Regions from separate parts of the Homo sapiens genome. Here region 1 is linked to region 2. A link is a loop called in an ENCODE intact Hi-C map of the cell type or tissue named here. Cell type or tissue: CD4-positive, alpha-beta T cell. All regions are shown on one strand. Links, peaks and the distances in the headings refer to the core of each region. The heading gives the core; the rest is flanking DNA.

Region 1 (5,228 bases), core at 1-5,000, 490 kb before region 2:
TTACCCAGGCTGGAGTGCAGTGGTGCAATCATAGCTCACTGCAGCTTTGAACTCCAGGGCTCAAGCGATCCTCCCACCTCAGCCTCCCAGGTAGCTGGGATTATAGGCATGAGCCACCATGGCCAGCCACATTTGATCTTCTAGTCTATCTCATTCCTTCTGCTCACTCATGACTTCTGCTTCTACACACTGTCTACTTACTGTCCTTTTTTGGGGTGTTTTTTGTCTTGTTGTTGTTGTTTTGGGACAGGGTCTTGCTCTGTCACCCAGACTGGAGTGCAGTGACACAATCGCAGCTCACTGCAGCCTCCGCCTCCTGGGCTCAAGTGATCCGTCCACTTCAGCCTCCTGAGTAGTAGGGACTACAGGCGCATGCCACTATGCCTGGCATTTTTGTATTTTTTTTTTTTTCATAGAGTCGGGGATCTTGCTGTTGTCCAGGCTGGTCTGGAACTCCTGGCCTCAAGCAATCCTCCTGCCTTGGCCTCCTGAAGTGCTGGGATTACAGGTGCAAACCACTGCATCCAGTCTGGTATTTCTGGATTCAATCTCCACTGCCAAACACTCTCCCCATGAGAAAGGATATCACTAATTCAATTGACCATGGTTTCTCTGACACCAGGGTACCTAATAGGCTGTGGATCAGTCAGCAGACCAGCTGTTCTTTGGTCAGGCACTTCTCTCTGGTCCAGTCAGCTGTGGTCAGCTTTTCTCAGAAGGGAACACAGTTGTGGAGGATCCTTGGGATTTAACAGACTCTCCATCCACTGTCTCAGTGCTTCTGGGCCTGTGTGTATAGTCAGGGGAGAGAGTGCGGTCTTAGCTCCTCCCAGTGCTGCTATGCAGGGAGTCTCTGCTCAACCGAACCTGCCCACCAACAGGCCTCTCTTGTGTGTGTGTGTTTTTTTTTTTAAGAAAAATAATGAATATCTTCTCCCGGAGTCTGTGGACCTGGAGTGTGTGAAGTACTGCGTGGTGTATGATAACAACAGCAGCACCCTGGAGATACTCTTAAAAGATGATGATGATGATTCAGACTCTGATGGTGATGGCAAAGGTGGGTTTTATGCAACAGCAGCAAGAATAATAGTTAACGGCTATTGAACAAATTTGTTATAGGACCAACAGGTTCATATGCCCATGGCACGGGAACAGGCCAATGACACTGAGACAGCAGGGTTTGCGTCAGAAAAAGAGCTTCATGATCACTGGATACCGAGCAAGGAGATGGGAGGAGGCCCTCAAATACATTTCCCCAAGGAGTTTGGAATGGGGTTTTTAAGGGGATTGGGGAGGGTGAGGGACTGGAAAGTTGGGGTCATTGATTGGTTGAGGAAAGGGGGATGAAATAATCAGGACGTGGAAACTGCGTTCTTTGGTGAGTCAGCTCCTGTGGGGCCCGTCAGACCAGCTGATGTCAGTGGTTTCATCAGTACGCGGGACCTGAAAGAATATCTCAAAGGGAAAACAGTGTTCCATGATGTTCAAGTTGTCACCTACAGAGCAGTTAAGGGGAACTATATTCTTGGCCGGGCGCGGTGGCTCATGCCTGTAATCCCAGCACTTTGGGAGGCCGAGGCGGGCGGATCACAAGGTCAGGAGATTGAGACCATCTTGGCTAACACGGTGAAACTCCGTCTCTACTAAATACACAAAAAATTAGCCGGGCATGGTGGCAGGCGCCTGTAGTCCCTGCTAGCTACTTGGGAGGCTGAGGCAGGAGAATGGCGTGAACCCAGGAGGCAGAGCTTGCAGTGAGCGGAGATCACGCCACTGCACTCCAGCCTGGGCGACAGAGCGAGACTCCTTCTCAAAAAAAAAAAAAAATTCTTGTAACAGGGTCTTATGTGATTCTAGGACAATACACATCAAACAGCTGTGAGCAAGCAGGTTGGAGAGCAAGCAAGGTGACTTAGTGATGAATGCTGAATGTGCTGCAAGCTTGCTTTATTTTCATTTGTTCCCCTCCCTTCTTTGCTGATTTCACAAAGTTTATGGGGACAGTTCCATGTGTGCCATGCACCAGGAACCAAGGGCTTTACTTGGATCTGCAGAACAGCTTACAAGGACGCTAACTAACATCAAGAGCTGTGAGGAAGCCAGGCCCAGTGACTCATACCTGTAGTCCCAGCACTTGGGGAGGCTGAGGCAGGAGGATCACTTGAGCCCAGGAGTTCAAGACCAGCCTGGGTGATATGGCAAGATAAGGTACCCAGCTCATTTATTTACTTTTTGTAAAGACTGGGTCTTGCTGTGTTGCCTGAGACTTAAGCTTTTAAAAGTGTTGTGGACATATTTTTAAACCACCACACCTATAAGTGGTGGGGCCAGGATTCAAACCCAGGCCTTTTTGGCTCTGTCCTGTCCCCCAGGGATTGGGTAGTGGCACGAGAGCATGCAGCCCCAAGTCAGAACATTAAAGCGTGGTCAGTTCCAATGTGCTCCATCGAACCTCTGAGGCTCTGCTGTGTTCTTCATTAGCCCCTGGTTTTGGGCTGACCACCCTTTGCCATTGGCACTGGGAGCTCTGCTTCTAGGAATCAGAACTGCACCTGTGGGTGCCGTTCCAGAAGCTGGGGGCACTCACACCAACTGCCACGGGGTGGCGCTATGCTCCCACCTTTCATAAAACCAGCTGTCTGGACTTTTGTCCCAGGAGGTCCTTGGCCAGGAAATTGTCCCTTCTTCCCTAAGCTCATCCTGTTGGGCTCTGGTCTGCAATCCTAGGACTGTAGGCTAGGCCTTGAAACCCTAGGAGATGGTACTCAACATGGATAATCCCCTTTACATTCTATAACTGACCTTACTTTGCTATGGGGCCCCCATTCACAGGAAACCACAACCACACAACTTGTGCATTCAAGGCAACTTTTCTTGTTTCAAATGGCATCTTTCAGGTCAATGAAAAGTCTTTGGGGGTACAAGACCATCTCAAGGCTTCTCTCAACACCCCCTTCTTTCTTTTTTTTTTTTTTTTTTTGAGTCAGGGTCTCGCTTTGTTGCCCAGGCTGGTCTCGAACTCTTGGCTTCAAGCAATTCTCTTGCATTGGCCTCTCAAAGTGCATGGATTACAGGCATGAGCCACCATGCCTGGCCTGAACTCTGACTTCTGAGCCAGGCCCTGTGGGGTGAGCTTTGGCTCCTGTCTTGAGAGCTGCAGATTCTCTCTCAGCCTGGCTGCAGATTCCAGATTCTTCCTGTCAATGCCATCTCTCAGATAGGTCCCAGCCACTTATATCCTCCACAGCCCCTTCTGGAAGTGTCTTTGTCTCCCTGAACAAAAATTCAATATGGAAGCAGAGTTAGCCAGGCACGGTGCCTCACACTCGTAATCCCAGCACTTTGTGAGGCTGAGGCAGGAGGGTTGCTTGAAGCCAGGAGTTTGAGACCACCCTGGGCAACATAGCAAGGCCCCGTCTCTACCAAAAATACAAAAAAAAAAATTTAGCCAGGCATGGTGGTGCATGCCTGTAGCACCAGCTACTCAGGAGGCTGAGGCAGGAGGATCACTTGAGCCCAGGTGGTCAAGGCTGCAGTGAGCTATGACTGTACCACTGTATTCTAGCCTGGCTGACAGCGTAAGACCCTGTCTCTAAAAAAAACGTATTTAAAAAAAAAAAAAAAAGAAAAAAACAGTTAGAGTTCATGCTGTTTTCTTTCTCCTTTTATCTGGCTCTCTGAAGTCTGCCACACACTATTTCTCTTTCTGGGCCAGAACCTGGCCTCAGGATATCTTGGTTTAAGGATGTCTTGGCTTAGCCTTAATTATGCAAACTTCCTGTCACATATATCTAATTTACATGCAGTCTGATTGTGATTCTGCAGATCAATGAAGGTGTTTAAGATTAAATTGATGTCAAAACCACATTGAGATATTATTCACGCCCACTGGGATGGTAATAATCAAAGAGACAGATGATAATAAGTGTTGGTGAGAACATGGAGAAATTGGAAGCCTCATACACTGCGAACCAGAAAGTAAAATGGTGCAGTCACTGGAAAACAGTGTGGTGTTTCTTTAGAAGGTTAAGATATAGACCCCAAAGTAATGAAAACACATCCACACCAAAGCTTTTACATGAATGTTCATAGCAGTGTTATTCATAATAGCCAAAAAGCACGAACAACCTAAGTGTCTATCAGCAGCTAAACAGGTAGAACAGAATGTGGTCTGTCCACACAATGGAATATTACTCAGCCATAAAAAGGAATGGGGCTGGGCGCTGTGGCTAATAATGCCTGTAATCCCAGCACTTTGGAAGGCCAAGGCGGGAGGATCACCTGAGGTCAGGAGTTCAAGACCAGCCTGGCCAATGTGGTGAAACCCCATCTCTATTAAAAATACAAAAATTAGCTGGGCGTGGTGGCATGTGCCTGTAATCCCAGCTACTAGGGAGGCTGAGGTAGGAGAATCACTTGAACCTGGGAGGCAGAGGTTGCAGTGAGCCGAGTTTGTGCTATTGTACTCTAGCCTGGACAACAGAGTGAAACTCGGTCTCAAAAAAAAAAAAATAAAAGTACTGACATGTGCTATAATGTAGATGAACACTAAAGAGATCATGGTAAGTGATAGAAGTTAGATGCAAAACATCACATATTATTCCATTTATATGAAAAGTCCAGAATAGGCAAATCCATAGAAATGAGTGGTTAAGTGGAGCTGGGAGTTTGGGGAAAAACGGGTGTGGCTGATTAGTGGTACAGGGTCCCTTGTAGGGGTGATGAAAATGTTCTAAAATTAGGCCGGGCACTGTCGCTCACACCTGTAGTCCCAGCACTTTGAGGGGCTGAGGTGGGAGGATTGCTTGAGCCCAGGAGTCGAGACCAGTCTGGGCAACATAGTGAGACTCTGTCTCAAATAAATACTAAAAATAGAAGAAAACATTCTAAAATTGATTGTGGGGGATGGTTGCATAACTCTGAATATACTAAAAGTCACTGAATTGTATATTGAACCCATCACCCAGGTAGTGAGCATAGAACCCAATAGGTAGTAGGTAGTTTTTCTTTTTTCTTCTGTCTTGCCTTTTTTTTTTTTTTTGAGATGGAGTTTTGCTCTTGTTGCCCAGGTTGGAGTGCAATGGTGTGATCTTGGCTCACTGCAGTCTCTGCTTCCCCTCAGCTTCCCAAGTAGCTGGGAATACAGGTGCGCACCACCCCACCCGGCTATTTTTTTGTATTTTCAGTACAGACAGGGTTTCGCCATCTTGGCCAGGCTGGTCTCAAAC
Region 2 (5,483 bases), core at 254-5,253:
AGAGTGGCGTGGAGCTGGAGTAGACAGGGGAAACCGACAAGGAAGTTATTGTCATAGTCCAGGCAAAGGGTGATGGCATGTGAGACAGGATAGTAGCAGGAGAGACAGGAGAAATGGCAGGCCAGAGAGACACATGGCAGGTAAAATGGACATGGACAGACAGGAGTTGGGTTACATAGAAGGGGGCTAGGGAAGGAGCTTTTAGGGAGGGGTCCTGGGTTTCTGGATTGTGAAATTAGTGGTGCCATCTACCTGGAAGAAGGCCAGGCTCAGCATAGATATTATGATACTATGTTTTGAGCTGAATTGCTTTTTTTTTTTTTTTTTTGAGACAGAATCTACACTCTGTTGCCCAGGCTGGAGTACAGTGGCACAATCTCAGCTCACTGCAACCTCCACCTCCAGGGTTCAAGCAATTCTCCTGCCTCAGCCTCCCAAGGAGCTGGGATTACAAGCGCCCGACACCACACCCGGCTAACTTTTTGTATTTTTAGTAGAGACCAGGTTTCACCATGTTGGCCAGGCTGGTTTCGAATTCCTGACCTCAAGTGATCGTCCCACCTCAGCCTCCCAAAGTGCTGGGATCACAGGCGTGAGCCACGGCATCCGGTCTGAATTGCCTTTTTTTTTTTAAAAAAAAAAAGTCCGGGACAGGAGATTTTGCGCTGTCACACAGGCCGGAGTGCAGTGGCCCAGTCATAACTCACTGCAGCCTCCAGATCCTGGCCTCAAGCAATCATCCTGCCTCTGCCTCCCAAAGTGCTGGAATTATAGGTGTGAGCTACCACACCTGGCCTCAGCTGAGTTGCCTTTGAAACATTCCCATGAAGATGCAAAGTTTAACTCAGAGAAGTCAGAGGTCATGGGAATTGAATCGTACCTAAAGCCATAACAGAAGGAAAGAGTACAAGAAAAGAAAAGGGTCCATAATGGAGCCTTGAGGATTTTCTCTATTTAAAATAACTGAGGCCAGGCACGGTGGCTCACGCCTGTAATCCCAGCACTTCGGAAGGCCGAGGCAGGTGGATCACCTGAGGTCAGGAGTTCAAGACCAGCCTAACATGGAGAAACCACCCCACCCCCCCACTAAAAATACAAAATTAGCCGGGCGTGGTGGCGCATGCCTGTAATACCAGCTACTCGGAAGGCTGAGGCAGGAGAATTGCTTGAACCCGGGAGGCAGAGGTTGCTATGAGCCAAGAACGCGCCATTGCACTCCAACCTGGGCAACAAGAACGAAACTCTGTCTCAAAATAAATAAATAAATAAATAAATAAATAAATAAAATAACCAACTTTAGGATGGGTGCAGTGGCTCACGCCTGTAATCTCAGCACTTTGGGAGGCCGAGGTGGGCGGATCACCTGAGGTCAGGAGTTCAAGACCAGCCTGGCCAACATGGCGAAACCCCGTCTCTACTAAAAATACAAAAATTAGCTGGGCGTGGTGGTGGGCGCCTGTAAACCCAGCTACTCGGGAGGCTGAGACAGAAGAAGAACTGCTTCAACCCAGGCGGTGGAGGTTGCAGTGAACTGAGATCGCGCCACTGCACTCCAGCCTGGGTGAGAGAGTGAGACTCCATATCAAAAAAATGATAATAATAAAAATAAATAAATAAAAAATAAAATAACCAAGTTTAATGTATTTTTACTACAGTCAGTTTCTTAGTTCATTTGTACTGCTTTAACAGTACCTGAGACCTGGTAATTTAAAAAGAACAGTAGTTGGCCGGGCACAGTGGCTCACACCTATAATCTCAGCACTTTGGGAGGCTCAGGTGAGTGGATCACTTGAGTCCAGGAGTTCAAGACCACTCTGGGCAACATAGGGAGACCCCATCTCTACAAAAAATAATAATAATAAATAGCCAGGTGTGGTGGTGCACACCTGTAGTCCCAGCAACATGGGAGGCTGAGGTGAGTGGATCCAGGTACAGCACTTAAACACTCCTGACAATGAGTGCTGACAAAGAAAAACTGAGCAAAAGTGGAATTCGAGAGAACTCGAATTTAGCCCAGCTAAATTTTGTATTTTTAGTAGAGACAGGGTTTCATCATGTTGGCCAGGATGGTCTCTATCTCTTGACCTCGCAATCCGCCCGCCTCGGCCTCCCAAAGTGCTGGGATTACAGGCGTGAGCCACCGCGCCCGGCTACAAGTTCTTTTTTCTTTTTGTTCCTTGGAAAGCATCGCTGGGCATTTATCCTGTCCTAGTATTTGAGTGAAACTTCTCTTAGCATTTCAGCGCAGTGACCAAGAGACACCCTTTCCTTTCCTTCTCCTTATGGGAAACTCGGTTCTAACCCAGAGGACTTGGGCTCCAGGACCCAGTAAGGCAGCCCTGGACTAAAAGGGAGTAAAGACAAACGTGAAGTTCAGTCCGGTGTTCAGGGCTGCCAAAGCTCATAGCCTGGAGTTTCTTATCCTCTAGGCGGGGTAGAGACATTTAAAACCGCCCCTAAACTTGTGAGGCGCATAGGCTCATGGGAAATAGAGTCCAGTACTTGTCCGGAGACCAGCAGTGGGCCCTGGGAGGCGGACTTCCGGTGCACTCCTGCGCGTGTGCACCTCTCCCGGCGTGCGTGTTCGGGCATGCGCGCTGCCGCCGCACTGCCCTCGCTTCCTGTGAGTCTTCAGGTCGCCGCTTGCTCTCGTTCCTAGGGTTTGGCCTGCAGTGGACGAGCATCGCATAGCCTGCGGGGCTGGATGCTGACCGCCCGGGCCAGCACCTAGGCGGACGCGGAGCTGTGCAGACCAGGGTTCGCGCGGGCCGGGTGGAGGCTCAAGCGGGGACCCCGGAGCGTGAGCCCCGGAGTCGGCGGCGCTGGGGCCAGAGGGGCCGGGAGGGAGTCGGCTGAGGTGGCGGCGGAGGCGAAGTGGCGGCGGAGGCGAAGGGGCGGCGGGACCCGGGCCTGGCCCGTATGTGTCCTTGGCGGCCTAGACTAGGCCGTCGCTGTATGGTGAGCCCCAGGGAGGCGGATCTGGGCCCCCAGAAGGACACCCGCCTGGATTTGCCCCGTAGGCCCGGCCCGGGCCCCTCGGGAGCAGAACAGCCTTGGTGAGGTGGACAGGAGGGGACCTCGCGAGCAGACGCGCGCGCCAGCGACAGCAGCCCCGCCCCGGCCTCTCGGGAGCCGGGGGGCAGAGGCTGCGGAGCCCCAGGAGGGTAAGTCTGGGATTTTCGGGCCCAGAGCGAGAAGGGCCTGGGTGAAGTCACCGTGTGTTGGGGACCTTTGAGTGTGGGGCAGGGGGAGGGTCCCGATCGCTTGCAGGAGAGACGTGTGTTTGGGTTCGAGGGCAGGGTCCGGCTGCACGGAACAGGCGCTGCATGGGAAGATCTGGGAGGACGAGGCTTACGGGGGCGTGGAGGGTGTCACCACCCTCAGCTGCGGACGTCGTCTCCACTCCCCGCTAACCCCTAACAGCCCTTCCTCCTCCTCTCCGTGCTCCAGATTTCGACCGCCTCTAAACGTCCCTCAGCACCTCTGTTCTCTCATTTAAGTGTCTGCTGATTCGCCCCTTAGATCTGCCCTGGGAGAATCGTAGTAATGCAGGAACAGCCTGCAGGGATTCTCTCCTGCTGCCTCAGTTGCTAGGGGAAGAGACTGGGCCTTAGCAGGTGGGTGACTTGACCAGGTCACTGGCTTTGTGGATGGAATTACTCATAGTAGAACTCAGGAGTCTTATCTCCCAGGCCAGTGCTCTTTCTCCCGTATCCTAGTTTTCTTAATAGAAGATTATTAGGTGCAGCAATAACCAAGTTCAGTTAGATAATTTAGAAACAAAACCATATTTTATACACATTCATTTCATTTCTGAGAGCTCACATATTCAATTCCTATGGCTTCTTTGATTTTAAGCAGTTTAGAGAGACAATAAGAAAACGCGGGCCGGATGCAGTGGCTCATACCTGTAATCCCAGCACTTTGCGGGCCTAGAGCAGGAGTATCCCTTGAGACCAGGAGTTAGAGACCAGCCTAGGCAACATAGGGAGACCCTGACTCTACAAAAAATACAAAAGCAGCCAGGCATGCTGGGATGCACCTGTGGTCCTAACTACTCAGGAGGCTGAAGTGGGAGGATGGATGGAGCCCAGGAGGTCGAGGCTGCAGAGAGCCGTGAATGCACCACTGCACTCCAGCCTGGGTGGCAGATTGAGACCCTGTCTCAGCAAACAAACCACAAAAATCATGAGCTGTATAATGGGAAATTTTTTTCTTTTTGCACGTTGTACTTGATGGCAGACCATGTTACCCATGAGAGTCTTAACTCACCTAATTACTATCTGATTATCTTAGAGTTACAAAGTTACAAGTGCATGCTTCCCCTATCACTTTTTTTTTTTTTTTTTTTTTTTTTTGAGACAGTATCTCTCACCCAGTCTGGAGTGCAACAGCGTGGTCTCCGCTCACTGCAACCTCCACCTCCCAGATTCAAATGATTCTTGTGCCTCAGCCTCCTGAGTAGCTGGGACTACAGGCATGTGACACTATGCCTGGCTAATTTTTTTGCTATTTTTAAGTAGAGACGGGGTTTTGCCATGTTGGCCCGAGGCAGGTGGATCACTTGAGGCCAGAATTCGAGACCAGCCTGGCCAATGTGGTGAAACCCTGTATCACTCTTTTAGGCCCTTCTGAGTGTTTGCAGCTGAGTGTTCACAGGGTGTTAACCTATTTGAGCTTTCTTTTGTGGTTCGTAATGCAGGAGATTTCTGCCTTTGCAGGCCGGAGCCCTCATGACTTCAGTGACCTGCTTCTGCCCCTCTAGGTCTATCAGCCACAGTCTCTGCATGTTTCCAAGAGCAACAGGAAATGAACACATTGCAGGTGAGTTTTCCTGCTTGTATATATGTTCCTCAACTTTATTTTATGATGCATTTTAAGAGGCTTGTAAGGATTCATACTTTTTTTTTTTTTCTTGAGATGCAGTCTTGCTCTATTGCCCAGCCTGCAGTGCAGTGGCATGATCTTGCTTCACTGCCACCTCCACCTCCTGGGTTCAAGCGATTCTCCGGTCTCAGCCTCCAGAGTAGCTGGGATTACAGGCATGCGCCACCATGCCCAGCTAATTTTTTTTTTTTTTTGAGACGGAGTCTCACTCTGTTGCCCAGGCTGGAGTGCAGTGGCGTGATCTCGGCTCACTGCAAGCTCCGCCTCCTGGGTTCACGCCATTCTCCTGCCTCAGCCTCCTGAGCAGCTGGGACTATAGGTGCCCGCCACTGCGCCTGGCTAATTTTTTTTTTTTTTGTATTTTTAGTAGAGACGGGGTTTCATCGTGGTCTTGATCTGCTGACCTTGTGATCCACCCGCCTCGGCCTCCCAAAGTGCTGGGATTACAGGCGTGAGCCACCGTGCGCAGCCAATTTTTTGTATTTTTAGAAGAGACGGGGTTTCACCGTGTTGGCCAGGCTGGTCTCAAACTCCTGACCTCAGGTGATCCTCCCACCTCAGCCTCCCAAAGTTCTGGGATTACAGGCATGAGCCAC

The links. A loop is a pair of places that touch in the nucleus more often than their neighbours do. Peaks named below come from ENCODE experiments on the same cell type or tissue, not always from the same donor. Only the 100,000 strongest peaks of a DNase experiment are listed, where the experiment ranks them.
Region 1: it touches region 2 in a loop (6-fold over the local background); 2 of 110 quality-filtered maps call a loop at or near these places.

The regions. Positions count from the first base shown.
Region 1 is chr7:76,017,680-76,022,907 of GRCh38, reverse strand. It overlaps STYXL1 (serine/threonine/tyrosine interacting like 1), which reads left to right. Exons shown (of 9, transcript NM_001317785.2): 4 at 916-1,057. Among named protein-coding and RNA genes, the nearest start is that of TMEM120A, 26 kb to the right of the region's middle. RefSeq lists an enhancer at 3,212-3,713. In CD4-positive, alpha-beta T cell, for the core only: CTCF peaks have their summits at 2,393 and 2,592 (motif pointing right); a DNase peak (open chromatin) is centred at 2,607.
Region 2 is chr7:75,525,246-75,530,728 of GRCh38, reverse strand. It overlaps the pseudogene PMS2P3. Among named protein-coding and RNA genes, the nearest start is that of SPDYE5, 36 kb to the right of the region's middle. RefSeq lists an enhancer at 2,396-2,690 and a silencer at 2,807-2,956. In CD4-positive, alpha-beta T cell, for the core only: no CTCF peak of the experiment used is centred there; DNase peaks (open chromatin) are centred at 2,548 and 3,208; H3K4me3 peaks cover 2,231 bases; H3K27ac peaks cover 446 bases.